2 separate regions of the Homo sapiens genome follow, and region 2 is linked to region 1. A link is a contact called in ENCODE Hi-C or POLR2A ChIA-PET data. All regions are on one chromosome and are shown on one strand. Each heading gives the region's core, a stretch centred on a gene start or an enhancer-like site at or near the end of the contact. The rest is flanking DNA. Distances are from core to core; before and after follow the strand shown. Region 1 overlaps DENND4A (DENN domain containing 4A). Region 2 overlaps LOC105370866 (a long non-coding RNA gene).

Evidence for each region. A loop is a pair of places that touch in the nucleus more often than their neighbours do. ChIA-PET counts read pairs that join two places held with the same protein, here RNA polymerase II (POLR2A). Pooled maps may share reads with other maps.
Region 2: a loop to region 1 is called in a map with no recorded cell type, with 2.4 times the contacts of the local background. The contact joins two enhancer-like sites. A Hi-C loop is called at or near these places in 1 of 168 maps with a recorded cell type or tissue (PC-3), 2 of 37 single-sample maps with no recorded cell type and 2 of 50 pooled maps. POLR2A ChIA-PET finds 5 or more read pairs at or near these places in 4 of 52 experiments (IMR-90, MCF 10A, activated CD8-positive, alpha-beta memory T cell and 1 more).

Annotation. Positions count from the first base shown.
Region 1 is chr15:65,659,809-65,664,998 of GRCh38, forward strand. It overlaps DENND4A (DENN domain containing 4A), which reads right to left. Exons shown (of 33, transcript NM_001320835.1): 31 at 4,752-4,914; 32 at 4,522-4,586; 33 at 1-2,179. The coding sequence ends at 2,043. It also overlaps a transcript of SLC24A1 not described here. Among named protein-coding and RNA genes, the nearest start is that of SNORD13E, 35 kb to the right of the region's middle. Within about 2 kb of position 3,908, at least 2 of the 41 ENCODE cell types and tissues checked have a DNase peak (open chromatin) inside an H3K27ac peak, as active enhancers do.
Region 2 is chr15:65,835,439-65,840,655 of GRCh38, forward strand. The region is part of intron 1 of LOC105370866 (a long non-coding RNA gene); the gene reads left to right. Among named protein-coding and RNA genes, the nearest start is that of TRQ-CTG1-4, 31 kb to the right of the region's middle. Within about 2 kb of position 2,658, at least 2 of the 41 ENCODE cell types and tissues checked have a DNase peak (open chromatin) inside an H3K27ac peak, as active enhancers do.

The DNA of each region.
Region 1 (5,190 bases), core at 2,658-5,157:
GTAAAAATTACATTCGCTTTTCCAAATGAGTCTGAATCGTAAAACCATAAAGAATGGTTTTACTCATTCTTTGTCAGCCATTTGAAATCAATAAACTATGATTCCTACATTTTGTTTGTATTACACAAAAAGTAAACAACAATGAAAGCTGTTTTTAAAAGAATAAAAACCACCAACCACAAATAGAAGAGAACCCCAGACGGTTCTCTTGGAGGGATGTTTATCACCAGTGCCAAAAGCCTCCCCCCTCTGAAATGTTTCTCTCAGTTGACAACTTTCAAATGATTTAAAGAACATGAAGAACAAGTAGAACATGAAGCTTGGATCTGAATAGTAAAGAATAATATTGGAGTGGTATTTACAAAGGAGAGGCAGATATATGTGCCTAGCACCAGATTTTTCAAGTAAGCAAGTTCAGCCCCAAACTAACTGAAGTTTTACATTTTTAAACTCTCTCCATTATTTCCCAGAGTTGGAAGCTGTGAAATGTTTCAGCATGGTGCTATTCACTAATGGTGTGAACTCAAAAGGTGGGTTTTCTGCAGCTGAACTGATTCTAAGTCTCAGGACTCCAAGATACCTCCAGTCCAAGTGTCGTGGACTCTACTGGCTTTATACACCTAATTTGGGACTATCCATTTTTTCCTTCTTTAAAGCTGGCTAGGGAATTCCTTCACTAATGATAATGTGTGCAAACACACACACATATTGAAAATCTATAACTAATTCTAGCAGCCAAAAGATGTTTTTCCTTACCAGAAATTACCCAAAGAAAGTTACATTAGAAATAATATGACTAAAAATATATTTTTAAAGCTATTTAATACTCATGATGTCTAAACTTTCAATTTATTGTCTGATTTCTGGATATTTCTGTATTTTAGATTCTACAGACTTCAGATTCTGAAGCTTGTTGAAAAAGCTAAGTTCCTCAATATGGATGAAAATCTATCTGGCTGTACTTTTAGAGGGGAATTTTTCTACTTTTGAAAAAAATTCTGAATATTTATATATAGTATTAACAGAATACCCCAGTAAGTCATATTTCAGATAAATATTCTATAGTATAATTTGCATCATACCCAATATTTTAGATATTAAAATAAGGGTAAAATTTGGAATATAATCACTTGTCTGCATATTTCCCAATGTAAGTTTTCATGTAGAATATTAAAATTTAAATTGATATTTGGATTTATAAGCTGTTTTCCCTGTATACTATACGTATCTATTAGCAATAGAGACAATTTTGGAGTCATGGTATAGTGAACCTCTCTGGCTCTCCTTGCACAAGGCTCCATGAGTCAGTCTGGGCAGTGCACGCTACCCTTGCATAACTCACTCCCCACACTCAGGCTTAGGGGTACTAACATGCAATCCTAGGACAACACTTGACACTAGCACTGACATTTTAAAATTCATTCTCCCAAGTAATAAAAAATATATATATAGATAGATATACACAGAGAGATCTGCAGCTGTACTAATTACTTCAAATAGCAGCAGACAAGGAAAATACACGCTTGCTTGCTTAAGTTTAAATTCATTTTAAGTTTGCTATATTAAATTTAAAAATTAAAAAAATATCAACTTACTATAAACAATTTAAAATATGTATAATACAACTTCATGGTCAAAACATTTGAATAGTCTATGAAAACAGGAAATACGTTCATCTGACATTTCTGTTTAGATTCCATTCATGATTTTTCAATCTGTCTCTTCCAAAAGAAACCATAAAGCAGTTGTCATATTTTATGGCAACTAATTTTGTTTAGGGATTTCCTCATCACAAAAATACTTTATTTCCTATTACAGGGGAGTTAAAGAAGAAGAAAAAAGAAATGAGAAACAAAGTGGCTTTCTCCCCACTTGTCACTATTCTCTTCTTCAAACATTCTGTACATAAGCTGTCTGAGTCTTTTGAACCATTTACAAATTGTATTTTCAAAAATTGAAGAAAAAATATTTAGAGTCTAAAAGTGTTATTTTATACACTGACTATACAATATACATTGAATGTTTACACATACAAATACATCTTAAAGATAAGGTTCTCCAAAGGTTTTTCGACATTCCATCACCCCTGTACTTGGTGGTCTATCACAGTTGTGTGTACTCTTGACTTGACTAGGTGTGAGACGATCGTATGCCATCTTGTACTCTTTATCAAAAGCATCTGCAGAAATTGATAAAGAAATAAAAGAATAAAGAAATTTAGGTCTGATGTTGAAAACTATCAAGTTTCTATAATACTACAGAAACACAACATTAGAGGCCAAGAAGGAATTGCTAGGACATTTCTTTATCCAAAGGACCACAGCTGGATTGCACAGACCAGTGAAACTTAAAGGTTTGAAAATGCCAATTTTTAATTTTACCAGGTACAGATGTTAAAAACCACCAAATACCACACACACTTTTTTGGTACTTTGCTTTGCATACTCAATAAAAACAGTAAAAATAAATAATAGCCTTTTCCCACCAGGATTGACAAAAAGTTTTTTTGCCCATATTTTCTTTACACTAGTCCTTTTATGGTTTCATTTTTTAAATTTAAATTTTGCTTCAACAGAAATTTTTTTTGGTTTGTGTGTCCTAACTTCCTATATTATGGGCTACCTCTGGGAAAATAATCCAAATATCTGAAATCACCATGTAATGATTTTTTTTTCCCTTTTCCACATGGCAACAGATGGAGCTAACAGACTGTTACTTTTATTTTTAAGGACGTTATACCAAGGTCTGTGTGCCTTTTCCCCAGAAGATAGTCCACATGTGACAAAAAGGGACAACAGAGGTTTACAAGCTTCTGCTAAAAGTTTCTCTCAGTCTAGAAATCATGCTAACTTATTGCTTATTTTAAACACATACTGGATAAAAATTTGCCCCTCAGAGAGCCAAATGGGGTATGAATTATAACAATGTCACTAAGATCCTATTTTTCTGCTTTGGGGAGGTGACGGACCTAAGAACATCTTTCCTCTCTGAAACAGTACCACAGTGGTACCCATGAAGGCTTGTTGGAGTTGAGTCAAGTGCATGAGCAAGTGAGCTTCTCTAGCTTGGAGGTCCGGAATTTTTTAGACATTCAAGGAAATCCCACCTTTGGCAGAGGGCTAGAGTAATATCTGACTACAGTCTGGGCTTGTATTAGGTAGGGAATAAAGGGATGGTAACAAGGATCTGAATAATCCTTTTTGGTATCCTCTGTTTCACCATAGTTAAAAGGCCTAGCTCAAATAACACTATTCATGATTTTGGTTAAGTTCTGGCATCTTTCTCAAGTGGCTAGAATGACTATCCCAATGCCATTTAATAGTCTACCTTTCCTAACATTTTATTTTTTATATATATGTGTGTGTGTGTATATATATATATATATATATATTTTTTTTTTTTTATTTTTTTTTTTGGTTAGACGGAGTTTCACTCTTGTTGCGCAGGCTGGAGTGCAGTGGCACAATCTCGGCTCACTGCTGCCTCCGCCTCCTGGGTTCAAGTGATTCTCCTGCCTCAGGCGCCTGAGTAGCTGGGACTACAGGCATGCGCCACCACGCCTGGCTAATTTTGTATTTTTAGTAGAGATGGGGTTTCACCATATTGGCCAGGCTTGCCTCGAACTCCTGACCTCAGATGATCTGCCCGCCTTGGCCTCCTACAGTGTTGGGATTACAGGCGTGAACCACTGCACCTGGCTGATTTTATTATATATTATATTCCCATAGATATTTATGTTTATTTCTAGACTCCCTATTCTGTACCATTGATTTTTCCAGCTCTGCCCCTGGTAGCATTACCCTGATGTAATTACAGTAGCTTCTAGAAAAGAATCACCTTCTGTTGATTCTTTTTTTATCAGATAAGGTCTTGCTCTACAGCCCAAGCTGGCATGCAGCTGCACCGTCATGGCTCACTGCAGCCTCGACTGCCCAGGCTCACATGATACTTTCACCTCAGCCTCCCAAGTAGCTGGGACTACAGCCATGTGCCACCACATCTGGCTAACTTTTTTTTTTTTTTGGTAGAAATGGGGTTTCACCATGTTGCCCAGGCTGGTCTCAAACTCCTGGCCTCAAGCGATCCACCCACCTTGGCCTCCCAAAGTGCTGGGATTACAGACATGAGCTACCGCACCCGGCTCCTTTCAATTAAATAATTTTTCCTGACTAGTCCTTTTCTTGTCAGATTAACTTTTAAAAATTGAAATATAATCCATATACCATACAATTCACTAACTTAAAGTGTACAATTTAGTGTTTTTTTGGTATATTCACAAGATTGTACAACTATCACCACTGCCTAATTCCAGAACATTTTCATCTCACCAAAAAGAAACCTTATACCAGTTAGCAGTCACTCCCTATTCACCCCACCTCTTGGTCCTTAGCAACAACTAATCTACCTTTATATAATTACAGATTTAATATTACTAATAAAGTATAACTACTAATATAAAAATACTTTGAAAACTATTCCATGATATATAAATATTACATATTAGATATAAAGCTAAATTACCTATATCAATGTTTTCTCTTCCCAGTGCCACAAGTGAGAGAAATAGTATTTCTCTGTATAAACTCCTAGGGAGAAAAAGTCATGGAGAAAATATTAGTATCCATATAGTCCATATGTTCCCTATAAAAAATTTAATGCTATCATAAGCATGAGATATTCTAACAAATTACTAAGCAAACAATATGAATCTGCCTAGGAGAACAATATATTCGTCTAAGAGAAGGACTTACCTCTGTCTTTTAAAATGTGGACACTTATTCAGTGTCTCTAAAATCTGACTCATTGGTCCATAGACATCATTCATTTTAATGCTTTTTACCATACTTTTCAACAGTTCCTGGTTAAATGAGTTATCACTTTTTTGCAATAAATGGACCATTGGATATTTTTGGGCTGTAAACGAACAAAAGAACAGATGAAGGAAAATGTTCTGTGTAGAAAGGAGAAAGAAATTAAGCAGCAACTGACAGATATTAAGTTACAAAGCACTAAAAATAAATTAAGGGCAATAGATAAAGAAATAGGAATCCAAGAATGAAGAAAGCAAAAAATAAGACAAATAATGACAAAAAAAGGTCTAAAGCTTTCTGTGGTCTTAAATAGACAATAACTAAGAATATTGTTTCCCTTAATACAGCCTCTGATGAAAATTCTAAATCAGCAGCCTGG
Region 2 (5,217 bases), core at 1,408-3,907, 170 kb after region 1:
TTGTTGCAGTTGCATTAAGATGTCACATTCATAGCTCTTTTTACTTTTTCAATGTTTTCATTGGAATCTTTCACTTTTATTCTGAGAAACAGATGTTAAAAGAAAAACTGTAGCCAAATTAAATTTAAAAGAGTTTAATTGAGCAAAGAACAATTTGTGAATCGGGCAGCCTCCTGAGCCAGAGTATGCTCAGAGACTCCAGCGCAGCCACATGGTGGAAGATTTATGGCCAGAAAAAGGAAAATGACAAACAGAAAAAAGAAGTGAGGAGGAGAAACAGCTGGATGGGTTACAGTTCGGTGTTTGCCTTATTTGAACACGTTTGAACAGTTGGCCATCCTTGACTGGCCAAAACTCAATGATTGACACAAAAGTAGACTACAGCCTGTATACAGCTCCATTTAGGTTATAGTTCATGATGTACAGAGAAACCTTTAGGCTGAACTTAAGATATGTAAGGAGGCAGCTTTATGCTAAACGTGATTTAACACTGGTAAGGCAAAGGCTATCAGTTGGATTTTCCAGATGAGAACACAGGCCAGGCACAGTGGTTTACGCCTGTAATCCCAGCACTTTGGGAAGCCAAGGTGGGAGAATCACTTCAGGCCAGGAGTTTGAGACCAGCCTGGGGAGCATGGTAAAACCCTGTCTCTACTAAAAATACAAAAATTAGCCAGGCATGGTGGCACACACCTGTAATCTCAGCTACTCGGGAGGCTCAGGCAGGAGAATAACTGGAACTCGGGAGGTGGAGGTTGCAGTGAGCCAAGGTCATGCCGCTGCACTCCAGCCTGGGCGACAGAGTAAGACTCCATCTCAGAAAAAAAAAAAAATTGCATAACAAAACCTTCTCTCTGGAAGACAGCAACTGCAGTCTTTACCACCAGAGAATCTCATGTATGGCTTCCACATGGCTGTGAATAAATGATTTTGTCCTGCAATCTCCTCCTTTGTCTGGCTGAGTTTATAAAGTGCTTGCTACTCAGGCATCAAGAGTATTTCAGCAGACATCTGCACATCCATTTGCTTATACTTTCATCCTATAATTATTTAATTACCTTCTTTTAGTGCCTATAAATAAGAGCTCTGTCATCTGAGAAAAGCCCAGGAAAAATAGAAGGACCATAGAATTTATTTTATTTTATTTAATTTATTTTTTTTTTTTGAGACTGAGTTTTGCTCTTGTCGCCCAGGCTGGAGTGCAATGGCACGATCTCGATTCACTGCAAACTCTGCCACTGGGGTTCCAGCAATTCTCCTGCCTCAGCCTCCAGAGTAGCTGGGACTATAGGCATGCACCACTACATCTGGTTAATTTTGTATTTTGAGTTAACTTCAGGTGATTTCGCCTGCCTCGGCCTCCCAAAGTACTGGGATTACAGGTGTGAGCCACTGCACCTGGCCAGAAGGGCCGTAGAATTGAAATTCAGGTGGGAAAACCACTTTCCCATCTTGGCATGCACAACAATGCCCCCTGTTGACTGAGGCATGCCAGCTTAAAAACAACAACAAAAACAAAGAGTAAGAAAAAAACCAAAATAAAACAAAACAGTCCTCCCCGCAATAACAACCAGCTTTATTGAGGTATAATTGTTATACAATAAATTGTCCTACTTAAAGGGTACAATTTGATGAGTTTTAACATGAGCATATGCTGGTGAAACCACTGCAGTCAAGATAATGAACGTTTCTATCCCAGACAGCTTTTCCATTTCAGGGCAAACAGGGTGAGCACCTAGTTCAATACTATGTGGTAAAAGCTATACCCTCCTTTTAAAAATAATAGCACCGGCCCCTGCAGGGCCTTATTTATTTATTTATTTATTTTGTAGAGATAAGGTCTCCCTATGTTGCCCAGGCTGGTCTCAAAACTCCTAGGCTCAAGTGATCTTCCTGCCTTGGCCTCCCAAAGTGCTGGGATTACTGGTGTGAGCCACCACACCCGGCTAAGGGCCCTCTTTATTTCAGTGTCTGTTCTCATTGGAAAGAGAGCCCTCCATTTGATCTGTATGTGGCCTTTCCTCCTCTCGTCCAGTTACAAGGCTTGTCATTCTGTTGAAGGCTAACTTCTGTGGTGCTTTGGTTCTTATCCTCTTCCAGCTTTCTAGAGATTCCTTTTTAGGGAGCAGTCTCTCTCTCTGCTGAATCATTCACTTATCTACTAGCTCCTTTTCAATAGTAAAAACAAATACAAACAAAGCAAACAAACAAAATTAGTACCTCTTTCTGCCTCCCCCTTCCTCCCTTTAGGCACCCCTTGCTGTACCTCATGCCTTCTTTTCTCGGCCAGACTTCCAGAAATAATTGTCCAAACTCACTCTCTCTCTCTCCACTTCCTCACTTCCCTCACTCTCTTAAAGCCACCCCCACCACCACCACCACACAGATACTATTCTTGACTAGGTCACTCACTACTTCCCTGTTGCTCAGTCCACTGGACCCAACTCAGTCCTTATCATACTCAGACACTGTTGACCATTCTGTCCTTTAAAAAATAGCTTTGTTTTTACAAAAGCAATTGATGCTTTACAAAAAAAAAAAAAGGCAAACAATAAATGAAAGAATTAGGAGGCTCCTCCATGGTTCACTTGGTCTCACTGCTGCAAACAGGGCCAGTACTGCAAGAACTCTCAGCAGCCAGCCAGCCACCCAGTGCAGCTGCCCAATTCACAGAGCAGCCCCAGAAAGTCCCAGAAATTAGTCACTGTAGCCTTCTAATTTGGGGAAATTTTCTTTTTTTTCCTCTTTTTTTTTTTTTTTTTTTGAGACTAAGTCTCACTCTGTTGCCCAAGCTGGAGTGCAGTGGTGCGATCTCAGCTCACTGCAACCTCCACCTCCCGGGTTTAAGCGATTCTCCTGCCTCAGCCTCCCAAGTAGCTGGGACTACAGGCACATGCCACCACGCCCAGCTAATTTTTTTGTATTTTTAGTAGAGACGGGGTTTCACTGTGTTGGCCAGGCTGGTTTTGAACTCCTGACCTTGTGATCAGCCTGCCTCAGTCTCCCAAAGTGTTGGGATTACAGGCGTGAGCCACCGCACCCAGCTGGGAAATTTTCATACTTGCTCTTTCATAGACATTATGGAAGCTTTGCAAATTTTTTTTTTTTTTTTTTTGAGATGGAGTCTCGCTCTGTGGCCTAGGCTGGAGTGCAGTGCCACGATCTCGGCTCACTGCAACCTCCGCCTCCTGGGTTCAAGCAATTCTCCTGTCTCAGCCTCCTGAGTAGCTGGGATTACAGGCACGCACCACCAAGCCTGGGTAATTTTTGTTTTTGTTTTTTGTTTTTGAGACAGAGTTTTGCTCTTGTTGCCCAGGCTGGAGTGCAGTGGTGCAACTTCGGCTCACTGCAACCTCCGCCTCCCAGTTTCAAGCGATTCTCCTGCCTTAGCCTCCCTAGTAGCTGGGATTACAGGCATGCGCCACCAGGCCTAGCTAATTCTGTATTTTTAGTAGAGACAGGGTTACTCCACGTTGGTCAGGGTGGTCTCGAACTCTCAACCTCAGGTGATCCTCCCGCCTCAGCCTCCCAAAGTGCTAGGATTACAGAGGTGAGCCACATGCTTGGCCTTGTATTTTTAGTAGAGATGGGGTTTCACCATGTTGGTCAGGCTGGTCTCGAACTCCTGACCTCATGATCTGCCCACCTCAGGCTCCCAAAGTGCTGGGATTACAGGCATGAGCCACCGCACCCAGCTGGACAAATTTTATATAAATAAGTACATACATACATGATCGGATGCGGTGGCTCACACCTGTAATCCCAGCACTTTGGGAGGCCAACGCAGGTGGATCACCTGAGGTTGGGAGTTCGAGACTAGTCCGACCAATATGGTGAAACCCCATCTCCACTAAAAATACAAAAATTAGCCGGATGTGGTGGTGCGTGCCTGTAATCCCAACTACTTGGGAGGCTGAGACAGGAGAACTGCTTGAACCGGGAGGCAGAGGTTGCAGTGAGCTGAGATTGCGCCACTGCACTCCAGCCTGGACCACAGAGCAAGATTTCATCTCAAAAAAAAAAAAAAGGAAGGAATGCCATCATCCCAAACCAGGTGTTCTGGGAATGGGGTTGGCAGATTAACAAACAAACAAACAAACAAACAAACGTACATACATATATAAACAGAGAAGGGCCTATATTCAGTAACTCTTCAATTCTGGTCCTAAAAGTGGCTTTCAATCCTGCCCTAGAGATGACACAATCCTGGATCTACGTAACTAGCCCATGTTGGTCACTTTGAGCAGGAAGCCAGTCAGGGCATGGCTTTCCTGATAGCTACCAGTCATGTTCCCCTCCTTAAAGCTTATCTTTAAGAGAATGACAGGAACGAAGCACACAGACATATGGGATCTTGGGAGGCTGACCAAGTCATTTTAAAGGCTTATGCATTTTTAGACACATACAGAAAAATGGGTTTCTCATGACCAGTGATTTTACCCAACATAAGAAGGAAATAAAAGTCACCGCCAAAATCCCACCGCCCATAGCATCCATACCAATTTTGGTGAATATCCTTTAGACATCTTTATGCAGTATATATACCTAGAGGTATATGAATATAGTTTCACATATGTGAGATGATAATTTATATATTATTCTGTAATTGCTACATTTACTGAGAATATGCAATGGGTAGATTTCCAAGTCAATAACCGTAGACTAACACCACGATTGTTAATGATCAACAGCTATTTGTAATATTTACAAACCATGATTTATGCAACCTTTCTCCTGTTGTTGGCCATTTCGGTTGTTTGCATTGTTTAATATTGTAAACTACACGTGAAAAACATCCTGTGTTCTGCTTTTGTGCAATTTTCTCCTCAGGGTAATTTCTAGAAGTGGACAAGTTCAATACAATGGTGTGTCCATTTTATGATACAGTTACCTGACTGTCTTCTGGAAATTTTACTCCTACCAACACTGGATTTAAGGACATGTTTGCCCCACTGTCAACAACATTGAGTTTTATCGATTTCTGATTTTAGATATGGGTCTTGTAGTCTGATTCTGTTTTTGGACTAATTTAAATATATTTCTTTCAATAACAGTTTATTTCATTCACATAATTTTAATTATTAGATGTGACTCTCATTCTGTCTTTCTGTTTTGTTTTCTATTGTTATGCTTGCTTGGCATATATTGTTTTCTGTCTTTCAGTAAAGTATATGTTCTTCAGATTTTTTTTTCTTCCGGTAATTTTGAGAGGATTTT